Linked DNA regions of Homo sapiens: region 2 is linked to region 1. Evidence: read pairs that join two places in POLR2A ChIA-PET (ENCODE). Cell type or tissue: PC-9. All regions are shown on one strand. Region 1 overlaps LOC105376823 (a long non-coding RNA gene). Region 2 overlaps TMCO4 (transmembrane and coiled-coil domains 4).

Region 1 (8,000 bases):
TCCCCTGTCTCTTTCTGCCGGCAGTTCCTGTTCTTGATGGCCGTGGGTCATCCTCCGTGTGCCTCTGCCTGTCCCACTTTCCCTCTCCAACTTCCTCCTCTTCCTCTGCATTTCCAGTGCTCCTTTTATCTCACCCACTTAGCATAGGGTGGACCAAAATAAAAAATAAAACAACAGGTTTTGGAGTGGTCAGACAGAATTGAGTCCAGTTCCCACTTCTTACAAGCTGTGTGGCCAGCATTGTTTTCCATAATCTTTCTGAGCTCTAGTTTCTTTGTGTGGAAAAAATGAGAGCAGTTGGGGCTTCTTCTCCGGATTGTTCTGAAGTATTGATATCACAACTCCAGCAAAGTCCCTGGCACCGTAAGTGTTAGTTTCCCTCCTCCTCTTTCCCTTAATTTCTGGGCTTTTTTTTGTTTCCTTCCTCACCACTGCCCATTCTCTCTACTTTCTCCTAAATGGCTATAAGACCAAACTATATTACATATACTAAATTATTCATATGTGTGAAGTGAAGGGTTTAATATCCTTCATCATTCCTTTTCCTAGCCACTAGAAATTGCTAGAAACCTGGCCAGGCACTGTGGCTCACGCCTGTAATCCCAGCACTTTGGGAGGCTGAAGCAGGTGGATCACAAGGTCAGGAGTTCAAGACAATCCTGGCCAAGATGGTGGAAACCCATCTCTACTAAAATACAAAAATTAGCTGCGCATAGTGGCTGCCGCCTGTGATCTCAGCTACTTGGGAGGCTGAGGCAGAGAGTTGCTTGAACCCGGCAGGCAGAGGTTGCATTAAGCTGAGATCACGCCACTGCACTCCAGCCTAGGTGACAGAGCGAGACTCCGTCTCAAAAAAGAAAGGAAGGAAGGAAGGAAGGAAGGAAGGAAGGAAGGAAGGAAGGAAGGAAGAAAGAAAGAAAGAAAGAAAGAAAGAAAGAAAGAAAGAAAGAAAGAAAGAAAGAGAACATTCTGCATTTCTCTCAAGGACAATAAAACAACAGCTATTGTTTGTATGTGACCCTCACTTGATCCATTTCATCATTGGCCCTTAATGGGGAAAATATGGTTATGGGGTGGCAGTGGAGGACTCCTCTTCCTCATGCTCATTCAGTGAACTTGCTGGACCTCGAGCTGTGGGATTTATCTTTTACAGCTCCATAGCAATGTCTTTGTTTGGTGTCTGTGCCAGAGATCCTAATGGCCCACAGTATTTGCAGTCATCGTCATCCTGTGTAAACTCATTATTTACAACTGCATCATCAGCACCTGTGCCAGGACCCCACCCTGGGGCACAAATGAACTAACCAGGTGACGGGAAGTGGAAGGCTGTTCCACAGGCCACACGAGGGGGCAGCAGAAAGACATATTTTGTGATGTGGAGATGAACTGCCGTCAACTCGACTTTCCCCCACGTCTAAGGGAATAGACTTGGCATAAAGCAAAAAAGGCTTATAGAACATAAAAGCACATTGGAAATGATCCTTTTCCAACTTTGCTGTTTTATAGATGGAGAGATTGAGGTCCCAAGAAGGTAAAGTGGATTTGTTGGTCACATTAGCTGGTTACTAGCAGAGCAGGAACTCGAACACAGCCCTCTCTCCCTTCATCATCCCACACTGCCGGGCATGAAGTCCCATCCCCAAGGTGGGCCCAACAACTTCCTCTCTTTTCTCTCAATATACATGGATATTTTTCTGATATGAAAAATACATGTTGGCCGGGAGCGGTGGCTCATGCCTATAATCCCAGCACTTTGGGAGGCCGAGGTGGGTGGATCAACTGAGGTCAGGAGTTCAAGACCAGCCTAGGCAACATGGTGAAACCCTGTCTCTACTAAAAATACAAAAATTAGCCATGCGTTGTGGCGATCACCTGTAGTTCCAGCTAATCAGGAGGCTGAAGCACGAGAATCGCTTAAACCTGGGAGGCGTAGGTTGCAGTGAGCTGAGATCGCGCCATTGACCTCCAGCCTGGGCATCAGAGCGAGACTCTGTCACAAAAAAAAAAAAAAAAAAAAAAAAAAAGAGAAATACCTGCTCATGATAGAAAACCAAAAAAGACATTAAAAATTTAAAAGAAAACAAAATCACCCATACTTGCACTCTCAGGAATAATGATTGTTGCCATTTTGATGTGTTAGGTTGAACCATATGAAATTGCTGATATTTGACAATTTTCAGCCTACAAAAATGACAATTTCATACGGTTTAACCTAATATTTCCTCCCACCTTTTCTCCACGACAAACATAAAATTATTTTAAAATATAAAACAAGGATGAGACTACATGTGTATATTTGTGTGTATTTCTTTAGAGCCTACCTTTTTTTTTTTTTTTTTTTTTTTTTGAGATGGAGTCTTGCTGTGTCACCCAGGCTGGAGTACAGTGGCATGATCTCTGCTCACTACAACCTCCACCTCCCGAGTTTAAGCGATTCTCCTGCCTCAGCCTCCCGAGTAGCTGGGATTACAGGCATGCGCCACCCCGCCTGGCTAATTTTTTGTATTTTTAGTAGAGATGAGTTTCACTATATTGGCTAGGCTGGTCTTGAACTCCTGACCTCGTGATCCACCCGCCTCGGCCTCCCAAAGTGCTGGGATTACAGGTGTGAGCCACCGTGCCTGGCCTAGAGCCTACCTTTTAAAGTGAAGTATTAGCAATTACAAATATATAAAGAGAATAATGCCACATACACTCACATGTCTCCCACTCTTCCCCTGAGAAATAAGATGTCACATATACAATTGAAGCCCGCTATCCACCTCTCCCCAACAGGAGTTCCTCCCTATCACCTTGAGATAACTACTATCATCACTTTGGTATTTATCGCACATTGGTTTGTATCACTAAATCATATGCAGTATTGTTTAGCATTTTTAACTTTATATAAATGAGACCAAGGTAGATGTATCTTCCATGACTTTTATTGTTTATAAAGGATTATATGTACGTATATATATATACACATAGTTTTTTTTTTTTTTTTGAGACAGAGTCTTACTCTGTTGCCCAGGCTGGAGTGCAGTGGTGTGATCTCAGCCCACTACAACCTCTGCCTCCCAGGTTCAAGCGATTCTCCTGCCTCAGCCTCCCAAATAGCTGGGATTACAGGCACATGCCACCATGCCCTGCTAATTTTTGTATTTTTAGTAGAGACAGTGTTTCGCCATGTTGGCCAGGCTGGTCTCGAACTCCTAACCTCAGGTGATCCACCCACCTCGGCCTCCCAAAGTGCTGGGTTAGAGGCCTGAACCACCGCACCCGGCTGAACTGTATATTTTTGAAACTTATCCATGTTGATGATACATGTAGCTTTTGTTCACTCACTTTCAATTTTTTGCTATTAAATATTCAGATTTACTATCTGCCTGACTCCACTAGACAGGAATCTTCCGCGGTGGAGACTCTGTCTTAGTTATCCGTGGCACCCAGGAGGCCCCAGAAATGGCCATTGAGTGGAATGGACAGATGCAGGAAGTGAAAAGCTGAAAATCACTTTGCCAGATAAGCCCAGACTCATCTGTTGAGCACTCAAGGCAGACAGCACTGATAAGAAGGCCCTTGTATCTGGGAGAGGCAGACGTCAAAGCTGAACATTTCTTTATGATGCCTCTCTCAAGTGACAGATTCAGAGTTCTAAGGCATCTGATCCAGAACTGGAGGGGAGGACGGAAGCATCAGGAAAAGCTCCCAGAGAGCCCAGAACTCATTCCTGAAGGATGAGTAGGTTCCTCTCTTCATGGCAACCAGAGCCAGAAGCCCAAATTTATTTTTTATTCTTTATGTTTTTTAGAGAGACAAGGTCTCATTCTGCTACCCAGGCTGGGTTCAGTGGCATGATCATAGCTCACTATAACCTTGAATTCCTGGGCTCAAGCAATCCTCCCACTTCAGCCCCCCAAGTAGCTGGGACTACAGGCACACACCATCATGCCTGGCTAATTTTTTAATTTTTTTGTAGATACAGGGTCTCACTATGTTACCCAAGTTGGTCTCAAACACCTGGCCTCAAGCCATCCTCCCACCTCAGCCTCCCAAAGCACTGGGATTACAGGTGTGAGTCATCGCCCCCAGCCCACATTTTTAGATAAAGGCATTTACTTATATGTCCTCAGGATTCTTTGGTTATACCCATAAAACCAAGTTTTTCAGACCATTAACATGTATGATTGGTAGAAAAATGGCATTGCTGGAGCCATAAAACACAGACAACGAAAAATAACAATTCCTTTGTCAAAATCTACCCACCTCTGATGAGTTCAAAGTTACAGGAATAGTAACAAGTCACAGTGGCAATGAGGCATAGAGGCGAGAGTTTAGGGGCTCTGGAATCAGATGGAGCTGAATCAGAATCCTGGCTCATCCACTTCCTAAATGTGTGACCCTGGGCAAGTCATTCACCTCGTTCAGTTTCTATCTCTTCATCTGCAAAATAGAGATACAAATGTCTACCTTGCAAGTTGATGGATATAACCTGCCTGGCATATAGTGTGTATCCTATAAATGGGAGGAAATCCTATGATCAGACTGGGTTGGCAGAGAACTGCCTTTGACTATTGAAGGTGGACAGGGTTGATGAGAGAGTAAACTCCTCATAGCCATGAAAACCCTGCATCTCACTGTGACTGCTGATACAAGCCACTGGTCCTGTAGAGTAGCTGGGAATCATTCTCAGCCCTCCTCGAGAACACGCCTGTCCTGTGAAGAAGATAAATCTGGTCTGGATGCAGTGGCTCAAGCCTGTAATCCCAGCACTTTGGGAGGCCAAGGTGGGTAGCTCACCTAAGGTCAGGAGTTTGAAATCAGCCTGGCCAATATGGTGAAACACCATCTCTATTAAAAATACAAAAATTAGCCAGGCGTGGTGGCAGACGCCTGTAATCTCAGCTACTCAGGAAGCTGAGGCAGGAGAATCACTTGAACCTGGGAGACAGAGATTGCAGTGAGCCAAGATTACGCCACTGCACTCCAGCATGGGTGACAGAGCAAGAGTTCATCTCAAAAAAAAAAGAAAAGAAAAAAAAAGAAGACATATCTGCTGATAGCCTAGGAAGCTGCTTCCTTTGGCTCTGTGTTCGTTTCTCTTCTTGGAGAAGATGAAAGGAATAAATGGGTACGTATTATATCGGTAAAGTCTAGGAGAGACCCAGTCCTAGAGAGAGGATCTCTCAAATAAAGCAGAAGATTTCCAAGCCCATTTAAAAGTTCACAAAAAATGTCACATGCAAAAGCATAAACCTAAACATCCTGAAAGGAGGGGAAATCCGGTGTTTCCACTACCTACTACTTCCCAGGTGAATATCTCTATAGTTTTCCATTACAAGAAAGAATTGCGGTCAAAATGACCCCCTTGCAGTAGATCTATTCAAATAAAAGAGCATTTAATTTTTGTATTTACAGCTAATCATAATATTACACTCAGTCTCTCCACCCACACACACTTTAAATTAACCTTTATTTCAATTTGCACAGCTAGAACAACTAGAGTTTCTCCATTTTTCTGGTGAAAAAAATGCCATGATTTAAAAGGTACACACCAGGCAGGGCATGATGGCTCACACCTGTAATCCCAGCACTTTGGGAGGCCAAAGCAGACGGATCACTTGAGGCCAGGAATTCAAGACAAGCTTGGCCAACATGGTGAAATCCCATCTCTACAAAAAATACAAAAATTAGTTGGGACTGGTGGGACATGCCTGTAATGCCAGCTACTCGGGCTGCTGAGGCACAAGAATCACTTGAACCTGGGAGGCAGAGGTTGCAGTGAGCCAAGATCATGGTATTGCACTCCAGCCAAGGCAACAGAGCAAGATTCTGTCTCAAAAAAATTAAATTAAATTAAAACTCCTCATCATTTGACTCAATACCTAGCCTCAGAAATAATCATTCAGGCATATATTTTCATGGGAAAGATGACAAGCAACTTAAATGGCTACCCCATAGGGGCTTTTTCAAATAAACAAGGAATTCCGCCATATCATAGAATAATCAGTAACCAATAAAAATAGTCTCATAGAAAATGACAGATCAAATGAAATGAAACGGTGTATGCAATGTGTTATTGGGTGAAAAGAGAAGTTTGCAAAGAGGTGGGGCTCCCATTTTTGGAAAAAGACACACACGTACATACATGCAGAGAGAGAAAGAGAAAATGAAAGAATAGGCATCAAATTAAGTTGATTACCTCTGGGCTCTCAGAATTGGACATGATTTTTACTTTGTTTTGTTTGCATTTTTTGCATGTTTGTATTTTTCTAAATTTCAGACATTAAAATTTTATTACAGTGGTATTTTTTTAAATAAAAAGCATCCCAAAGAAGATGTGAACAACTTTTGGAACACCTGGCCCTTTGCTCTAAGCCTGTTCTCTAAGCTTTCATCAGCACCAGACCTCAACAATTCTAGGGCTGGAGCAGCCTCTCATAGGAAAAGTTCAACTATTTCTTTCTAGAGCAGCCAACCCTAACTTTGATTCTGTCAGGTATGTCATTCGTGACATTATATAAGCATATTATTGGTACCAGGAATTGACATAGCTGCCATACTCATTGGCTTGGCTTGTCCAAAAAGAAAACTGGAGAATACAACTCAGATTTTTAAGATTTTGAGTACTGTTCCTTGGGGACAGTCCACTCATGCTTACAGCTGTGACATTGGCATTACTGTAGCATCAGGAATTTGAGATGGGCTGATTGTCACATGGGTGGCTGAGTCACTTAATTATAGACTAACAAAAGCTACTAGCACTTTGCTATGAAGCTAGAACCCGCCCTTACTCCCCTCTCAGACAGAAATGACCAGCCCACTTTGTGCCATGGTGAATCTATTACATACTCCTTAGATTCTTTGTAACATTCAAGAGCTTTGCAGTCATAAAATGGTAGCCAGGCTGGTCTTCTTCCCAACAATGGTAGTTTACAAAGGTAGTGAGAGCAATGCATTTGGGAACAGATCAAGTGAAAATGTAAAAGTGTCCAAAGAAGTAATATAACACCCCTTTCCCCAACCCAAAAATACTCCCTCCAGCTCTAACATCACCACCTACAGGAAGCCTGTCAGGTTTTCCCAAGCTACTCTTAGACCAAGAACTATCACCTCTTTATCCCCAGATGAGGCCCTGACTTTTGAGAGTCTACAGATGAATGAATGAATGAATGAGTATGTGACTCCGCAAGTACATGAGAGAATGAATATCAGAATGAGTAAGTGAATGTATCTGCTTCAGCAGCATTTGGTAGATATATCTGCTCATTTATTTCACAAAAATTGATGAAGGATTTACTCTATGCCAGATTCTATGATGGGTACTGGGATACTAACAAGATAGACAGGTCCCTGCTTTCAGGGAGTTTATATTATAGTTGGGGAGATAGTCGACACACAAAGAAACAAATGTGTGTATGATTTCAGATGGTGATAGCACTGTGAAGAAAACACATGGGGGTATATGAGACAGAGTGCCTGGGGGTGCTGAATGACTAGAAGATAAGGGCAGCAGGGAAGTCTTCTTTTTGAAGGTGGAATCTAAGCTCTGACTTAGAATGACTGTGTAAGCACTTCTTATGGGCATATGTGACATTACCTTTTTCCTGGGGGGCTCTGGGGAGAATGACTACATCTTATTCATCATTGCATGCTATCAGGTTACAGTAGCAAGCACATGGGATTTGCAACCAGACTACCTGAGTTCAAATTCTGCTTCTACCACTTACTAGCTATGGACCTTGGGTAAGTTACCTAAACATTGAAATCTCAGTTTCCCCACCCAAAAATGGGGTAGGGAATGATGATGATTATGACGATGATAATGATAATACATTTCTAAAAGATATTGCTGTCTGCCCAAAACTCATGCCTCCCCTTCCATAGTGTGAAGTTGTTGCTGAAAAGCGGCTGCCCAAACCTGGGTTCCATTTTCCAGTCTTCTTGTACCCAGATGCAGCCATGGGACTAATTTCTGCCACGGGGACATGAACAGAAGTGACGTGTGTCATCATCCA
Region 2 (8,000 bases), 82 kb after region 1:
AGGAAAGACTCACCCCCATGATTCAGTTACCTCCCACCAAGTCCCTCCCATGACATGTGGGAATTGTGGGAGCTATAATTCAAGGTGAGATTTGGGTGGGGACACAGCCAAACTATATCATTTGGTGTCTTCACAGTACCCGGGACAAGAACCTCAGGAGGCTACCGGGAGCTGGGAGCTCCTCCTTCCGTCAGTGACTCCTGAGCCCCAGGGCGCTGCTGGACCAGCCCTGTGTGTCTTAGGTGACCCCAGGGCACAGAGGTACTGCTGGTCCTGACAGAAGGGGCTTTTTCTCGTCGCAGGAATCCAGCACTCTCTTGGAATCAGTGTAACTTCTCAGACACACTTGAGATCCAGTTTTATTTTGGACTGGATCCTGATCCCAAATCAGATCAAGGGGTGGAGGCCCCCAAGAACCAGTATACACAGCAGGTGACGCATTCCCACACCACAGCTGCCCCCATGCTTGTGCAGCTGGAAGAGTTTGGGGTCCCAGCCTGTCCAGTTAGACAATCCATAGAGTTGGAACCATGGGCTCCCCCATTCCAGCATCATGGAGAGCTGAGAAGCTGAGAATTGCACTGTCTGTCCCACCAACCCTTGCTATTTTCTTTTCCTTTTTTTTTTTAATTTTAATTTTAATTTTAATTTTAAGTTCTGGGATACATGTACAGGATGTACAGTTTTGTTACATAGGTAAACATGTGCCATGATGGTTTGCTGCACTTAGCAGCCCATCACCTAGGTATTGAGCCAAGCATGCATTAGCTGTTTTTCCTAATGCTCTCTCTCCTCGCATCCCACCCGCTGACAGGCCCCAGTGTGTGTTCTCCTTCCTGTGTCCATGTGTGCTCATTGTTCAGCTCCCACTTATAAGTGAGAACATGTGGTGTTTGGTTTTCTGTTACTGAATTAGTTTGCTGAGGATAATGGCTCCCAGCTCCATCCATATCCCTGCAAAGGATATGATCTCATTCCTTTTTATGGCTGCATAGCATTCCATGGTGTATATGTACCACATTTTCTTTATCCAATCTATCATCAATGGGCATTTGGGCTGATTCCATGTCTTTGCTATTGTGAATAGTGCTGCAGTGAACATACACGTGCAGGTATCTTTGTAATAGAATGATTTACATTCCTTTGGGTATGTACCCAGTAGTGAGATTGCTGGGTCAAATGGTATTTCCGGTTCTAGATCTTTGAGGAATCGCCACACCGTCTTCGACAATGGTTGAACTAATTTACATTCCCACCAACAGTGTAAGAGTGTTCCTATTTCTCTGCAGCCTTGCCAGCTTCTGTTGTTTCCTGACTTTTTAATAATTGCCGTTCTGACTGGCATGAGATGGTATCTCATTGTGGTTTTGATTTGCATGTCTCTAATGATCAGTGATGTTGAGCTTTTTTTTTCATATGTTTCTTGGCAACATGAATATCTTTTGAGAAGTGTCTGTTCATGTACTTTGCCCACTTTTTAATGGGGTTGTTTGTTTTTTTCTTGTAAATTTGCTTAAGTTCCTTGATATTAGACATTTATCAGATGGATAGATTGCAAAAACTTTCTCCCACTCTGTAGGTTGCCTGTTCACTCTGATGATAGTTTCTTTTGCTGTGCAGAAGCTCTTTAGTTTAATCAGATCCCATTTGTCAGTTTTTGCTTTTGTTGCAATTGCTTTTGGTGATTTCGTCATAACATCTGTGCCTGTGCCTATGTGCTGAATGGTATTGCCTAGATGTTCTTCTAGGGTTTTTATAGTTTTAGGTTTTAAGTCTTTAATCCATCTTCAGTTAATTTTTGTATACGGTGTAAAGAAGGGGTCTAGTTTCAATTTTCTGCATACGGCTAGCCAGTTCTCCCAGCATCATTTACTAAATAGGGAATCTCTTTTTTTTTTTTTTTTTCTGAGGCAGAGTCTCACTCTGTTGTCACCCAGGCTGGAGTCCAGTGGCAGGATCTCAACTCACTGCAGCCTCGACCCCCAAGACTCAAGTGATTCTCCCACCTCACCCTCCCGAGTAGCTGGGACTGCAGGTACTCACCATCATGCCTGGCTAATTTTTGTATTTGTTGTAGAGATGGGGTTTTGCCATGTTGCCCAGGCTGGTCTCGAACTCCTGGGCTCAAGAGATCCACCTGCCTCGGCCTCCCAAAGTGCTGGGATTATAGGCATGAGCCACTGCACCCAGCCTCCTTTTCTTACTGACAAGACTTATTGGTCAAATGTATGGGACTTAACTGTGAACTCATCCCCACTGGCTTGGCTGGGCCACATGGGTCCAGGGCTTTCTGAGATAAAACACACTCCCCTTCTAAGGATCAAGAGGCAGAATTAGTTCTAATTAAAAGGGTTTTTTTCTACATTATAAAAGCACCAATAAGCTCATGACCGAAATGCTAAAAATATAGAAAAATAGAAAGAACAGAAACCAATCACCTCTAGTCCCTTAGCCCCACCAACCAAGAGACAATGATCATAAACATTTTGATGTATTTCCTTCTGATCTTTTTGCTCTGTGAAAGATGTTTTGTTATTTATTTATTTATTTATTTGAGGCAGAGTCTCACTGTGTCGCCCAGGCTGGAGTACAGTGCATTCAAGAGCATACTTGGCTCACTGCATTCTCTGCCTCCTGGGCTCTAGCAATTCTCCTGCCTCAGCCTCCTGAATAGCTGGGGTTACAGGCATGCACCAGCACAACCAGCTAATTTTCGTATTTTTAGTAGAGATGGGGTTTCGCCATGTTGGCCAGGCTGGTCTCGAGCTTCTCAACTCAGGTGAACTGCCTGCCTCAGCCTCCCAAAGTGCTGGGATTACAGGCGTGAGCCACTACACCTGGCTGAAACATGGTTGTTGTTTTTTTTAATTTAATTTTTTTTTTTTTGTGAGACAGAGTCTCACTCTGTCGCCCAGGCTGGAGTGCAGTGATGCGATCTCGGCTCACTGCAAGCTCCGCCTCCCGGGTTCACGCCATTCTCCTGCCTCAGCCTCCTGAGTAGCTGGGACTACAGGCGCGTGCCAGCACACCTGGCTAATTTGTTGTATTTTTAGTAGAGACGGGGTTTCACCATGTTAGCCAGGATGGTCTTGATCTCCTGACCTCCTGATCCACCTGCCTCGGCCTCCCAAAATGCTGGAATTACAGGCATGAGCTACCACACCCAGCCGAAACATGTTTTAAAAACATAACTAGAGTCATATTGTATATGCAGTCGAATTCTGTTCTACTACCTCTCTAGAACAAAATTATCCCTGATTTGTAGCATTTGCTAATTTCTGTGATGTAAATATTCCCAACATGCCAATCTCGGGCTGCCAGTGTCACTGGACACAGGGTTGGAAGGAGAAGCACAAAACGGATTGTCACCAGTGCAGCATGTTGTAATTTTAAATTATTTTTTTTCTGATCTCAAAATCGACACTTATTGTTAATAATTCATAAAACACAGATATATAAAAAAATTAAAATCATCCAGAATCCAATCCCGGTCCCTGCCTACCTGGAGTTAGCCACTGCCAGCATCCTGGTGCGTGTCCTAACAGTACCCTCTCTATGGATAGAGACCTACACAAAATAACTTTCTAGAGAGTTCAAAAGCGATACAAATTTGTGGCAGAAAATTTGGGGGAAATACAGAAAAGTCTCTGATATCTGTAAATGGCAATTCAGAGATAATTTTGGAGGCTGTTCTTCCAGTCATTTTTCTCCTCTCCATTGCTTTAACACGATTGGACTCATGGTGTGAATATTCAGTTTTTAGGCACAGTACAGGTACATTCTCATGCTGGGGAGGAACGCAACATCCAGGAGAAGGGTGTTCCCACTGATAACTTAATAAAAACCCCACTGAAGCTTAAAGAGGTAAAAAGTATTGTTTTCACTAGCATTGAAAATGGCACTAAGGGCTGGGTGCAGTGGCTCACGCCTGTAATCCTAGCACTTTGGGAGGCTGAGGCAGGCAGATTGCCTGAGCTCAGGAGTTCCAGACCAGCCTGGGCAACATGGCAAAACCCCGTCTCTACTAAAAATATGAAAAATTAGCCAGGCATGGTGGTGCGTGCCTGTAATCCCAGCTACTCAGGAGGCTGAGGCACAAGAATCACTTGAACTTGGGAGGCGGAGGTTGCAGTGAGCTGAGATTGCACCACTGCACTCCAGCCTGGGCGACAGAGCAAAACTGTCTCAAAAAGAAAGAAAGAAAAGAAAAAGAAAATGGCACTAAGGATGAAGCTCAAATTAGTTGAGGTTTTGGTTTTGAAGTTTTGGTTTGAAGTTGCGGTTTTGGGTCCTGAGACCTCCTTTGGGTAATTCCAGATGCTTGGCCCTTCCTCCATCTCCCTTCCCCATCTGATGCTCCATTGGCATGTGAGAAAGGGAGTGCCTTTAGGGAGAAATATAGGAAAATCTAGCTCTTGCTTAAGCCTGAAAGCTAGTTCATTCCTCGGTTCATGTAACTGACATTTTCTGAGTGCCCACTCTGTGGTTAGGCACCAGGTACAGATGTGGAGGCGACAGGGTGCCCGCTGAGGAACTGGATGCAGTGACCACAGCTCAGGGTACAGAGAGTTGAACAAGGACATTCAATGAGACAATCCATGGAAAGTGGCAGGGCCGTGCCCAGCACATGGTGAGTGCTCAGCAGTGGTAGCTGCCTGCCCTACCACCCTATTGAGAAGAGCACCCCACGTCAAGGAACGTGCAGGGCAAGGGCCCAGGGGAGCGACGGTGCAGTGCCAGGCTCCCCTGAGCTTTAACTGACCAGCCAGCTCCCTCTGCCGTAGCCTCCCCCAGATCTCACACTCCGTGGACCCACAGGCTGGTTTTTCTGGTTTTCTCCCGCAGGGCAATTTGCATATTTCTCCAAAGAACCATCCAGAACCTGAGCAGCCTGTCTTCAGACAGAGAGAGGCCCACGGCTGTTTCTTGAAATCTGGGTAAGTATTGAAGGTTTCTTTTCCTTCAGTAGCCCCTTATTACTATTTAAAATGGTCTTCTTTCTGAGTTCACATTTTCTGTCTCCCTCTCTAGAATATAATCTCCCAATTAAGGGGTCTTTATATGCCTGTCTTAGTCACCACTGTAGTAGGGCTAATACGTGTTTATTAGATTCATTTAACCCGTTAAGAGGTCAATATTCATTTATGTTTTACTTTTGCCTCAAGAAAAGGTTTTTAAAATTCTTTAGAGATGTTCGACTACTTTTTAAAAAAATTTTTATTTTAAAATAATTATAGGCTCACAGGAAGTTGCAAATATAGTACCAAGAGGTTCCATGCACCCTCATTCAGCCTCCCGCATGGCCGTTGCCTTTACAAGGAAGCCTAATTCCTTAGTGAGACGAACTTGGCCCTGCCTGGGGCAGCCCTTGGCAGCTTCTACTCCCACCTCATTTCTTCACGCCCACCCATTGTCCAAGCCCTGGCCGCACCAAACATCTTTTTGGTTCTTCTAAAGTGTTTCTCCTCTACCTCTGGGTCTTGACACATGCTTTTCCCTTTGTCAAAGACGTGCCCACCCCACCCCTGTCTGATTCACTCCTTGTTCAGGTCGCAGCTTTACCATCACCTTCTCCAGGGAGCCAGTGCTGGGTTCAGGGTCCCCATCTTGGGATCCCTCTGACTCTCATGTTTCCCCTGTCATGGTGTTTATCACACGGGTTGTTGTTGTCTGTTTTTTCTGTTTGTTCTGGTTTATTTTTCTTTGAGAGACAGGGTCTTGCTCTGTCACCAGGCTGGAGGGCAATAGTGCGATCACGGCTCGCTGCAGCCTCAAATTCCTCAGACTCCTGGGCTTAAGCGATGCTCCTGCCTCATACTCTTGAGTAGCTGGGACCACAGGTATGCTCCACCATGCCTGGCTAATTTTTAAAATATTATTATTTTTGTAAAGACAGGGTCTCACTTTGTTGCCCAGGCTCCTGCAGTCCTCCTGCCTCAGCCTCCGAAAGCTCTCGGATTACAGGCGTGAGCCACTGTGCCCAGCCACCATTGTCTGTGTATTTGTCTGTCTCTACCACCATACTGTTTCCTCTAAGGAATACCTCTCCACCCAGCCTGTGACTTCTGCAGGCCTCTGCTGGAATGACACCTTTCATCCACATACAGTAGCCAGCCCTGCTTCACCCCATCACTTCATATCCCCTCACCCTGCCTCACTGTTCCTCCCCCTGACCACTTCCTGAAGGAATGCTTAGTTAGCTATGTGTTGAGTGGGCTGCTGAGGGCATGGATTCTGCAACCAGACCTCCTGAGTGTGTGTCTCGGTTCTACTGCTTATTAGCTCTGTGACCTTGACCAACTTAGGTCGCTTTGTCATTATGTATTGGCATATTATTGCCTGTCTCCCACCAGAATGTAAGCCCCTTAAGAGCAGGGAACTTGTCAGTTTCATCCTCTGATCTGCCCTAAGGCCCAGAACAGGGCTTCCCACATCCTAGCCCCTTCTTCATTCATCCAGCAAGTATTTCCTGAATGCCTACAGTGATCCAGGTCCTGTCCAGAAAGCTCGGGGTGTGGCAGTGAAAAAACAACCAGGGAACTGCCTCGTACACACAGGTAAACAAATAAGTAAAACAAAACAAAACAAAAGAAACAAACAAAAAAACATTATTTTAGGTAAGAATGAGTAGTATAAAAATAGAACAGGGTGCTGAGATAGAAGACAAAGATATTAGGTTGGTGCAAAGTAATTGTGGGTCTTGCTATTAAATTGCAAAAACCACAGTTACTTTTGCACCAACCTAATACTGTAGCCTGGGTGGTCAGGGAAGGTCTCTCAGAGGAGGTGACATCTGGGCTGAGGCCAGATGATGTGATGGTCAGGGAAGGGTGGTCCCAGCAGGGAGAATGGCAGGTGCAAGGGCCTGGAGGGAATGAGCAGAAAGACAGCCAGTGTGGCTGTAGCGTAGTGAACAAGACCGGTGTGGGGACATGAGATGGAGTTCAGTGGCAGGCAGCAACCGGATTGCACAGGACATTTAAGCTTGTCCAATCTTCGGCCTGTGGGCCACATATAGCCCAGGACAGCTTTGAATGCGGCCCAACACAAATTCATAGACTTTCTTAAAACATTATGAGGTTGTCTTGCGAAATTTTTTTTTTTTTTTTTTTTTTTTAGTGCATCAGCTATCATTTAATGTTAGTGTATTTCATGTGTGGCCCAAACCAATTCTTCTTCCAGTGTAGCCCAGGGAAGCCAAAAGATTGGACACCCCTCTTAGGCCATCATACCAAGATTGGAATTTATCCTGATGTGATGGGAGGCTTTTGCAGGCTTTTAAGCAACCTAGTGACATGACTGGTCTATGTGACAAAAAGGTCACTGAGGCCACTATGTAGAGAATGCATTGTAGGGCATCAGGAGAAATTGTGTTGAATGAATGAATGAATTTGGTCTGAGTTTAGCTTTATTATTATTATTATTTTGTTAGATGGAGTCTTGCTCTGTTGTCCAGACTGGAGTGCAGTGGCACAATCTCAGCTCACTGCAACCTCTGCCTCCCAGATTCAGGTGATTCTCCTGCCTCAGCCTCCCGAGTAGCTGGGATTACAGGCACACCCAACCATGCACAGTTAATTTTTGTATTTTTAGTAGAGACGGGGTTTCACTATGTTGGCCAGGCTGGTCTCAAACTCTTGACCTCAAGTGATCCACCCGCCTCGGCCTCCCAAAGTGCTGGGATTACAGGCGTGAGCTACCGCGCCCAGCCTGAGCTTAGCCTTTTGTACTCTAGACACATCCTCATACCTCTGTGGTTAGAAGCAGGCCAGCTTACCCTTCCCTGATCAGAAAGCTGTTTATTATTGAGCTAAGAACTGGCGTGGGGCTTCCCAGATACCAGTTCAGTAAAATACTACCTTGGGCTCCTCTGAGTAATAGGTGCGATCAATATAGCCTCCAAGTGGCACGTGGAGTTGATTAAATGTAGTGGAAATTTCTGACCTGCTGACATCAGGCTAGTGCTGCCCTTGGCACTGCCCTTAGTTCATGGTTTATGC

What was found. Peaks named below come from ENCODE experiments on the same cell type or tissue, not always from the same donor. Only the 100,000 strongest peaks of a DNase experiment are listed, where the experiment ranks them.
Region 2: POLR2A ChIA-PET joins it to region 1 with 19 read pairs; 2 of 35 experiments call an interaction of 5 or more read pairs at or near these places.

The regions. Positions count from the first base shown.
Region 1 is chr1:19,865,689-19,873,688 of GRCh38, reverse strand. It overlaps LOC105376823 (a long non-coding RNA gene), which reads left to right. Exons shown (of 3, transcript XR_947028.3): 2 at 7,937-8,000. Among named protein-coding and RNA genes, the nearest start is that of OTUD3, 13 kb to the left of the region's middle. In PC-9, no CTCF peak of the experiment used is centred here; DNase peaks (open chromatin) are centred at 1,318 and 6,768.
Region 2 is chr1:19,783,963-19,791,962 of GRCh38, reverse strand. TMCO4 (transmembrane and coiled-coil domains 4) reads left to right here. Exons shown (of 16, transcript NM_181719.7): 3 at 4,846-4,937. Among named protein-coding and RNA genes, the nearest start is that of TMCO4, 12 kb to the left of the region's middle. In PC-9, no CTCF peak of the experiment used is centred here; a DNase peak (open chromatin) is centred at 4,842.